Regions from separate parts of the Homo sapiens genome. Here region 1 is linked to region 2. A link is an interaction called in ENCODE POLR2A ChIA-PET data of the cell type or tissue named here. Cell type or tissue: IMR-90. All regions are shown on one strand. Links, peaks and the distances in the headings refer to the core of each region. The heading gives the core; the rest is flanking DNA.

Evidence for each region. ChIA-PET counts read pairs that join two places held together with the same protein. Peaks named below come from ENCODE experiments on the same cell type or tissue, not always from the same donor. Only the 100,000 strongest peaks of a DNase experiment are listed, where the experiment ranks them.
Region 1: POLR2A ChIA-PET joins it to region 2 with 9 read pairs; 3 of 35 experiments call an interaction of 5 or more read pairs at or near these places.

Annotation. Positions count from the first base shown.
Region 1 is chr3:176,959,153-176,964,540 of GRCh38, reverse strand. No RefSeq gene overlaps it. Among named protein-coding and RNA genes, the nearest start is that of TBL1XR1-AS1, 76 kb to the left of the region's middle. In IMR-90, for the core only: no CTCF peak of the experiment used is centred there; a DNase peak (open chromatin) is centred at 2,430.
Region 2 is chr3:177,488,407-177,493,794 of GRCh38, reverse strand. The region is part of intron 1 of LINC00578 (long intergenic non-protein coding RNA 578); the gene reads right to left. Among named protein-coding and RNA genes, the nearest start is that of LINC00578, 49 kb to the right of the region's middle. In IMR-90, for the core only: no CTCF peak of the experiment used is centred there; no DNase peak of the experiment used is centred there.

The DNA of each region.
Region 1 (5,388 bases), core at 66-5,065, 530 kb after region 2:
GCTTCCCGGGTTCAAGCAATTCTCCTGCTTCAGCCTCCCAAGTAGCTGAGACCACAGGCATGCGCCACCATGCCTGGCGTAGTATAATATATATTATTACATAAATATATAATATTTATATATTATATTATTTATATTATATATTAAATATTATATATAATATATTAATATATTATATAATATATATAATATATTAAATATTATATAAATATATAGTATAATATTTATATAATAATATACATTATATATAATATATTATATATAATATATATTATATATAATATATTATGTGGCCTTATATTATATATAAAATATATTATTATAATTTATATATTAATTATATAAAATTATATAAATTTATTAATTATATAAAATTAATATAAAAATATATAATATATATTATATATTAAGCGGGGTGGCTTTGAATGAGGTCTGTGATCTGACATTGGTGACCTTATATATAATACATATTATTAATATATATTATATTTTAATAATATATATTTTTTATATATATAATATATAATATATAAGGCCATTATATATATATATATAATATATATATAATATAAGGCCACCAATGCCAGATCACAGACCTCATTCAAAGCCACCCCGATTTTACTGAATTCAGGAGCTATTTCCGAGAGCAGCTGAACATCTGGCAAATCTAAATCATCTTTATCTGGGTCTTTTCTATGGTGGACATACTGCAGTATCCTAAGTAAAGAAGTTGAAAGATTAGCAGACTGTAATTGAAATTAACCACGTTCATCTATCAAAGCACATTAAAATGGAAGCTACAGGAAGGTAGGGGCTTCTCTTACTACTGATTCAATGGTGAAAATAGTTTTGATTGAAATTGCTGTTCTGCACAATGTAAGTGAGCGATAAATGATGAAGGAGTTAAAAATATACAATTTTGGCACATCGACTATTTTGAATTAAAGGCACTTGAAAAACAGCAGGTGCAAGAAGACCATTCTGACCTCTTTTTTGTTTCTTAAAAGCAGGAGATGAAACTCTCTTGTGAAAGATGTCCTCCCTATTAAATAGCATTCTAATAATCAAGGATGGAAAATTTGAGGCTGAAGGACATCTATGCAACACAAACTTTCTTACACTAACCCTTATCTTCTTGGTCACTTCTCTACCCAATTAACTATTCTAGCTCAAGCTCTTTTGCCTTATCATATATTCAGAATTTACTAGTCTTTGTCCCATTCTGTATATAAATGTTTGACTCAAACTGGTTCTTTGGGTCTTCATTTCCTTATGAGTGCTCCTGTGCAGTGTGAAACCTGTTTTATAAAAATTGTTGGCCAGGTGCGGTGGCTTATGCCTGTAATCCCAGCACTTTGGGAGGCTGAGGTAGGCAGATCACCTGAGGTCAGGAGTTCAAGACCCACCCTGGCCAACATGGTGAAACTCTATGTCTCTACTAAAAATACAAAAATTAGCCAGGCATGGTGGCGCATGCCTGTGGTCTCAGCTACTTGGGAGGCTGAAGCAGGAGAATTGCTTGAACCCGGGAGACGGAGGTTGCAGTGAGCCAAGATTACGCCATTGCACTCCAGCCTGGGAGACAGAGTGAGGCTCCATCTCAAAATAAATAAATAAATAAATAAAAATTAAAAATTAAAATAAATAAATAAAAAAGCTGTGTCTTCTTCTTCTGTTGACCTGTCTTATGACAATTTAATTCTCAGGCCTAACTAGGACCCTGTAAGAATGGAGGTGGGATTTTGCCTCTTCTGCAATGACAAATTTGGAGGTGCTGGGCTGCATTGTTGGTGGGGGATGTACAAGGAAACGACTAGCATGTGGTAGAAGCAAGCTCAAAGAGTCGACCATTATTAAAGACTCTGTGGGAAGCCAGAATACAAGGTTTGATCCCACTGTAGTCCATCCTTTGCAATATAGAGAGTGGCTGTGTTGAAATACAAGTTTTGTCATATCATTTCTTGGCTTAAAACAAATCTTTAGCTACTCATTGCCCTTGGAATAAGTAATCACATCCTTAATATGAACCTGCAAGGTCCTGCATGACCTGGTCCCTGTCTGTCTGTTCAGATTGATTTAGTGATGTGTGCTACAGCCATGCAGCACTTCCTTGAAAACACCATGCTTTCTCCTGTTCCTGGCATTGCACATGCTAATTTCTCTGCCTGGATGCACTGCCCCCAAGTCCCCCCAATCCCATGAATTCCTACCTATTCTTCAGCACACACTTTATTTCTTAGGGAAAATTTCTCAGATGTTCATGATGTGAGGAGACAGTTCTCTGGATTTCTCTCATTTCTCATTCATCTGAGCTTCCTGAGCAAAGGACATGCTTGAATAGCAAATACTCTTGGAAGCTAGAGATGGTGTTTTCCTAGAGACTTTTAGAGACATACCTTCCTGGAGCCATTTGCTCACATTCCAGAGTAGTGATGACGTTTCCTCCTCTTCCCCAGAGATTTGCTTACATTGCTCTCTCTTTCTCTCCAGAGAGGTGTATGAGCAGATGAACAGCCTTATAAGAGCCAATCTTCTAAAATTCAGGGTTCTTCTCCTGTGGTGCACCTTACTGCATGAGCAGGTAACGTTGGTCCCTCATCCACAGCCTTGTGGAGATTGGGGGGTGGAGGAGCTATACAAGAGACTGCCCTGGCTGCTGTTTTTGGTATAACAAAGTATCCATGTTTCTGACCCAGGAGTCTTGTATCTTCTGTCGTTATATGTATGTAAAATTGGCAGGCTATTTTGTTAACTTGTGAGCTGGATAAAATTTCAGGTCCTTTACAGTTTCTGACTTACCATATAGCTGATCACATGTCCTTTATCATAGAGCACCATGGCCACCCATTTATGGCATATATCACAATTTTACATTTTTTCATTGATTATTTGATTAATGTTTATCTCTTCCAGTAGAAGGGTGCATGTTGCCATGTTTTCTCCCTGTTGTTTCCCTTGACCCTAAAATAGTGCCCAGCATTCAGTAGGCACTCAAGTATTTATTTGTTGAAAGTGGAGGAGGAGGTTAATTCTAATTTAGAAGGCAAGGAACGACTTCATAGAGAAGAAGGCATTTGATGTGGGCCTTGCAGCGGAAAATAGTTGGCAACAAGGCACGTGCATTTCTGGTGGTGGAAATAGCGCAAAGTCAGGGGATGGAGTGGTGTGTGTCTGTACCACCAATTCCTTGTGGCTTGGATGTGAACAGTGTGTGGGGGACCATAATGAAAAAATGAGTCTTTTTTTGGTAACTATGAACCCCATTTCTGAATATAATATAGAAAACTCTGAAGTTTGGTGGAAATAACAGATTGACATGTCTATGGAGGTTTAATTTTAGTAAGGCCAAATAGAATCAAGAAGGGAAGGACTTATATGATTTCAGGGGTTAAGTCCTTTTTTTTTTTAACACTGCTAGTGAGGAAATAGATGTATATCTTAAATCGTTTGTTTCTTTTTCTTTGGGGTTGATGGAAGAAGGAGAAAAATGTTGACTGAAGTACTCTTTCTTCTTTAGAGTTTCTAAACTGAATTTAGTATTGGTTGATCCCAAGGCATTTTAGAACCCTAAGAAGCAAAAACTTCTTAAAACAAAGCAAAACAAAAAAAGCTTCTTAAAACCAAATCAAACAAAACAACAAACGATAGAAGAAACAACATTAACTCCAGTTTCTCAGAAAGTGGAGATGAGCACTCTGTGTAGACTGTGGGCTTTCCTATGGACAGTCCCTGCTCCGTTCTTGAATATTTCCCTGAGATCTAGGGTTCTTCACAGAAAAATGGTGCTGCTGTGCTCCCCAGGGCATCGTGGGACAGCTATGCAGTAGCTCCTCCAGGCGCAAAATTAATGTGCAGATTGAGCTTAATTTGAACATCTCTGACTGAATTAAGATTGCTTTTGTGTCTTTTTTATTTGTTCACTTAATTCAAAAATGGAATTTGGCATTAGTAAATTATCTTTCAGGGATTCTTTTAAGGAAAAATTATAAGAATATGAAATCATGTCTCAAAAACCTACAAGGAAATCTTTTCTCAGAGATTGTCCTCAGTAATAATATGTACAAAAATCATCTTTAATCAGGCTGCCATAAGTAAACTCAATGCCTTTTTAATACTATAGGGGCCTTGTTAATTCTTGAATTCTACTGTACTTAGTTAGTTATAATCTCTAGGGTTTTTTGACTCACATAGTTCTGCTGCTTGTCTTTTTAGGAAATGGCCACATAGAGACAGCTATGCCTTCTGATACTGTGGGTGACTGTATATGACTTTTCCATTTCTTTTCTCCGTTGGTGTTGCTATGAGTGTGCCTGACTTGATTGTAACAACGTTCGCCCCGCCCCCTTTCTCTTCCGTTGTCAATTATCTTCCTTGGGGGGAGCCTCCAGATGGAACAAGCCGGTTAGAGTAGTGTGTAAAGTGTATGCAGATCAAGTATGAGCGATGGCCTCGGGAGCTCTATCAGTCAGGATCAGGCTGGCCTGCACATCAGAGAAAAACCCATAGTAACACCCACTCAAACAATACGGATGTTTGCTTCTCACATAAGATACATGTGGAAGTAAGGCATTTAGGGCTGGCGTGGGGTGTTGACAGATTTTAAGTGTTTTTTTGGTTTGTTTTTTTGTTTTTGTTTTTGTTTTTGTTTTGAGACAGAGTCTTGCTCTCTTGCCCAGGCTGGAGTGCAGTGGCATGATCTCGGCTCACTACAACCTCTGCCTCCTGGGTTCAAGTGATTCTCCTGCCTCAGCCTCTTGAGTAGCTGGGATTATAGGCGTGCGCCAAAGCCACCATGTCCAGCTAATTTTTTTACTTTCAGTAGAGACGGGGTTTCACTATGTTGGCCAGGCTGGTCTCGAACTCCTGATCTTGTCATCTGCCCACGTTGGCCTCCCAAAGTGCTGGGATTACAGGCATGAGTCACTGTGTCTGGCCTTTTTTGTTTGTTTGTTTTTTGACTGAGTCTCACTCTATTGCCCAGGCTGGAATGCAATGGCACGATCTCGGCTCACAGCAACCTCTGCCTCCAAGATTCAAGCGATTCTCCTGCCTCAGCCTCCCGAATAGCTGGGATTACAGGCACGCCACCACGCCTGGCTAATTTTTGTATTTTTAGTAGAGACAGGGTTTCACCATATTGGCCAGGCTGGTCTCAAACTCCTGACCTCAGGTGATCTGCCCACCTTGGCCTCTCAAAGTGCTAGGATTACAGGTGTCAGCCACCGTGCCTGACTAGATTTTTATGTTTTAAAGACGGCTGTAACAATATCTTCTGCTTTTCCTGAACCACGATCTTGCCATTCCCTGTCCTCCCTTTTCCCAGAAGTGAGTCTGAGACCTCATCCTTGAACCTGTCTTTGGAGAGCAGATCACAAAGGGCTTTAAGTG
Region 2 (5,388 bases), core at 97-5,096:
GCACGCACAGCCACACCCGGCTAATTTTTGTACTTTCTGTGGCGACAGGGTTTCACCATGTTGCCCAGGCTGGTCTTGGACTCCAGAGCTCAAGAAATCCACCCGCCTCGGCCTCCCAAAGTGCTAGGATTACAGGCGTGAGCCATGGCCACCCGGCCTGAGCCACTGTTTTCTATCATGTCTCAAGTTTCACTGTCTAAGATCCGACACATGACTTGAAGACTTACCCCTTTAAATTTTCCTCTTATTTTAACAGCTTTTGGGATTCTACTGGAAGTTTGTACAGCGTAGTGGTACCAGGAATAAGCATTGGAGGCAGATAAACATGGCTTTAAATCCTGGCTCTACCACTTCTTGTTTAGATGCAGCAAACACATTACTTACCCTTGGTAAGCCTCCCTCCCAACAGGGATAATAATAAGCTTCTCGAACCTGGTACAGAAGGTGCATATTAATAGAATAAGTAAAATATCACTGACACCTGTCCCCACATTCTTATGCCACTCCCTAGGAACTTTCATCTAATTATAACTAGAAGTTCTCAGATGGTGTTTCATGAGTGCTTACAAATGAATCACCATTGATGCTAACAGTAGGCTTCCTCTTCTGATCCAGACGCCTTCATGGTGGATGGTCTCAGGAAGTCACTGAGGGCAGTACCTCATCACTACCTTGATTACAGATGCTCCCCTAAAACAAGGCTGTCTCCTAATGAGACTACATAGCAGCAATCTCTCAGGATGCTGCAGAGGCACGGTATTCGGTTTATCATTGGGAGTAATGCCCCCTCCACCCTTCCACTTGGGTCACAGAGACACATAGTTTTTTCTGCTTTTGCTAGCAATTTCTCTCTCTAGAGGACTTGCATATTGATCCTTAGAGCCAGGAGATAACACACCTTTCTGTGCTCTCAAAGTCTACACAACCAACCCTCTTCCTCCTCCAAACTTGCCTTCCTTTCTTCAGCTAAAAGCAAAAGCACAACACAACTTACACCAGTCCCTTCTTCTGAGATCTGTTCATCGCTTTACAGATTCTCCTACACCCGTTAATACGCACACTGTGCTTTATGTGCTCACTCTCAACTGCACTTCCTTCTTTCTCTCTGATTTTATGTCCCAATCAGCCTCTCTCATCTCTCTTTTTTTTTTCTTGCTTTTATAAATCATGGGGCCAGGCGTGGTGGCTCACACCTGTAATCCCAGCACTTTGGGAGGCTGAGGCAGGTGGATCACTTGAGGTCAGGAATTCAAGACCAGCCTGGCCAACATGGTGAAACCCCATCTCTACTAAAAATACAAAAATTAGCCAGGCACGGTGGCGAATGCCTGTAATCCCCTCTACTCAGGAGCCTGAGGCAGGAGAATCTCTTGAACCCAGGAGGCAGAGGCTGCAGTGAGCCAAGATCGCGCCACTGCACTCCAGCCTGTTTACAGAGCAAGGCTCCATCTTCAATAAATAAATAAATAAATAAATAAATAAATAAATAAATAAATAAAGGTACCTCCACGTAGGAATGAGCTTCACTCAACTACTTTCTATTAGAGTTGCTATAGTCCTGGTTTGCCCAGTCTTGGCACCCAAATTTTATTACTTAGATCCTCCCAATGATGACAAATATATGTAACATTATCAGGGAGGGTTCTTTAACTGCAGACTTCATTTAAAAAGAGGAAAAAAAGAATGTTTTGAGACTGACTCAAACCCCATTGTGGAACGAGAACTACATACAATTTATATGTCAAGAAGTTAAGCTGAATTGAATATATAGTTAATTGCAAAAGGTATTCAATATAGAACTGATAATAGCATACAATCCTACACAGCTAAGAGAATTTTTTTTAATTGGCCAGATGTGGCTGAGGGGAGTGTCTGCCCTGGTCCCCTGCAGCTGTCCTTCCTCTGTCTTTCATATCTGGCTCTTCCGTTGCCCTCTGCTGAGTCCCTCTGTGTCTGTGTCTCACACCATCTGGATTGAAGGGGTCACTCTCCTGTGTCAAGACTTTTCATGCCAATTATTTAATGCCATTTCTCCATCTGAAATTATTCAAAGTTCACTTTTAATTCAAATTCCCCATGGAATCCATTTGTCAGGAGGTTGCTTTCTCCAAATATGTTCTGCAAACTGTCATCTCTGGCTGCTTGCTGTCATAAATAGACGTTAGTCTCTATTTCCTGTGCTGTTCCCAAGAGAAGTGTCATATAGCTCCAGGCTTTTTGGTGGGAAGAGAGCTACTTCCAGTGTGGATACTACAAGAAAAGCTTCCCTTGTTGCCCAGCTCTCTGATACTTCCTGTGTTTCCATGGCAAACTTCCCTCTTGGATGCAGCTGCTTAGGAGGGGCGGGGAGAAGGGAACTGTTTAACCATTTTGTTCCCATCACATGCCTCTTATACGTTCAATTTTCCCCTGCACACTACATGTGACTCCCGTCCTTGTCCCCTTTTTAAGCACGTACCCACCCCCCATCCCCCGCCTCCAGACACACACAACAAACATTTCTTTCAGCTCACTCAAATATGTGGAGTTACTCGCTTAACCCGTGGAAAATGCTATCCTTTTGGCAGGAAAATGCTGGATTCATGATAGTGCCACTAGAAAAGCATTTTTTTAACTTCTCCATTTCCAGCACATCTTGGTTCTAGCAGAATGAGTAGGTCCTTGAACCCCAAAGCCAGGGCTGGTGGTCACCCTAGGAAGTCACCTGTAGCGGTAAAAACCAATGCGTGTAATGGGGATAGTATTTTTGGCATTTTGAATATTTTCATTTCCCCCTTAAATCATGCACCTTCACAACCTCAGCATCCAAGCTTAGCCAAAAAGCGCATTGCCTCAGGGAATAAGAGGCCATTGATTATCTTTGAGTCATAAATCTGACTTTTGTAAGTCCACATCAAAACAATTGTCACGAAAGCCAAGCTTTGGGTAGACAGAAAAGGCCATTCTAAGTTCCCTTAGCCTCTATTTAGCATAGTAAGAGCCAAGCCTGGCAGACCAGAGGGCATCACATGCCTTGGGTAGGGAGAACGAACTCTGGAGAGAACACAGAAAAAAATAAAAACTGCCTTTTCAGCCCTGCTGCATTGCAGGAAGCAAAGGAGGCAGCAAATGGGACCAAGCATCATGGCTCCTCCCTGTCCCTGTCCCCACAAGGGGCTGCAATTCTAGAATGGGGCTTACATTGGTTTAGAGGAAAGCCAAACAGAGAGTGTTTTGCCTCATTTCCCATTTGAGACTCATAGCAAACTACCATAGAATAGCTGCATCAGAGAAACACTTCGTTTATGCAGAAGGAGGGCCTGAATTTAGCCCCCAGAGGCTCTCTTGGTCCCCAAGTATCCTATCTGACCATTTCCACCTGCCCTGAGATAGGAAGTAGGCTGTATCTGAAGGTACCAGGTAGAGCGCTTACTCTGGGCTTGCTGTTGGGAATCAGAAGGGAGCCTGCTAGACCAGAGGATGAGGTGGGAGTAACAGCCTGTCCTCAAGAATGAAAGTGGCATCAAATCAGCAGCGAGAACAACCAAGTCCAACCAAACCAAGAGATTATAGAGCAGGAGTCTGACAGCTCCCAATTTCAGCTGCCCAGCAGCAGGGAAAGTAGAGCGGGAATGAAAGAGACAGCAGAGCAGAGGACTGAGGAGCCAGGGAAGGACAGACATGGGCCTGGGAACCCTCTTTCCCACTGCCACCAGGTCAGCCAGTCTTCCTCCTGCTATCTACTGAAAAATCATCTCAGAAAAAGAAGATGAGAAGAAAATCTGGAATTCTTTTATTTCAAAATCACTTTGTTGTGGTATAATTGACATACAAAAAGCTGTACATATTAATTGCAAAAAGCTCAGTGAGTTTGAGGTTAAATATATACTGTGAAACCATCACTACCATCAAGGCCATAAACATATCTGTTGCAATGGTTTGAATGTCCCCTTCAAAACTCATGTTGAATCTCAATCCCCAATATGGCAGTATTGAGAGGTGGGGCCTTTAAGAGGTGATTGGGTCATGGAATAATCCACTTTTAGATTAATGGATTAATTCATTAATGGGTTATCATGGGAGTGGCTTTATAAGAAGAGGAAGAGTGACTGAAGCTAATACGTGAGCATGCTCAGCCCCTGGCCATATGATGCCCTGCGCCACCTTAGGACCGCAGAGTCCCCATCAGCAAGAAGGCCCTCACTAGATGCAGCCTCTCTACCTTGAACTTTTCAGCCTCCATAACTGTAAGAAATAAATTCCTTTTCTTTATAAATTACCCAGTTCCAAGTATTCTGTTATATGCAACAGAAAACAGACTAATACACCTATCACCTCCCCCACAAAGTTTCTTCCTGCCACTTTTATTATTTTGTGTGTGTATGATAAGACTTAATGTAAGATCTATCTTCTTAGCAAATATTAAGTATATGATACAATACTGTCAACCATAGGCATTATGCTGTATACTAGATCTCCAGAAGTTATTTATTTTGCGCAGCTGAAGCTTTGCCCTTTAACTATCATTTCCGCACGTCTCTATCCCCCATTCCACTCTCTGCTCCAACTTTGATGATTTTAGATCCCACAGATAAGTAAATCATATTGATTACCCAAAAGATACTGTCACCCACATTTGCAAGTTGTTTTTTCACCCTGTGGTGAGCAGCTTCTACGGCTCCCAATGATCTCCACTTCCTGCTACTCCTGCCCTTGTGTGATCTACTCCCCTTGCGTGTGGTTTGGACTTAGTGATTTGCTTCTAACAAATGGAATTTGAAAGATTCTGGCTTCCAATTTGCTCACCTCTCTTTCTCTCTTACTTGCTCACTCTGATGAAACAAGTACCATATTGGCAAGCAACTGAGGGAGGATTCTGGCCAACAGCCAGAGAAGAACAGTCCAGCAACCCACGTAGAACAGAGTCCTGCCACATGACAAGGTATGAGCTTAGAAGAGGACTGTCCCTCTGTCTAGGGTTCAGATAAAACCCAGATAAGATAACCAGTTCAGCACAGTTTGCCCAGGATGTCTCCAGTTTTAGCACCAGAAGCCCCACATCCCAAGAAACCACTCAGTCTTGAGCAACCCCAGACAGTTGGTCACCACAGACTGACCTGTAGATGGCCCCTTGAATGTGCCCTTGGGAGAGACCCTGAGCCAGAGAACCTAGTAAGGCCACACTCAGATTTCCGACCTACAGAAATTGTGGGATAATAAATGTTTATTCTTTTAAGCTGCTAAACTCTGGGGTAATGTATCATGCAGCATTGCAGATATTGAAAACTAACATCCTTGTTCTTACCCAAAAGATTGAAAGATCAAGAGAAATGTTAAATCAGCTATAGAACAATAAAGAAGCTGCATTTTCTTTGTACATCTGCATGCAGCGTGAGTTAAATTAGCAGC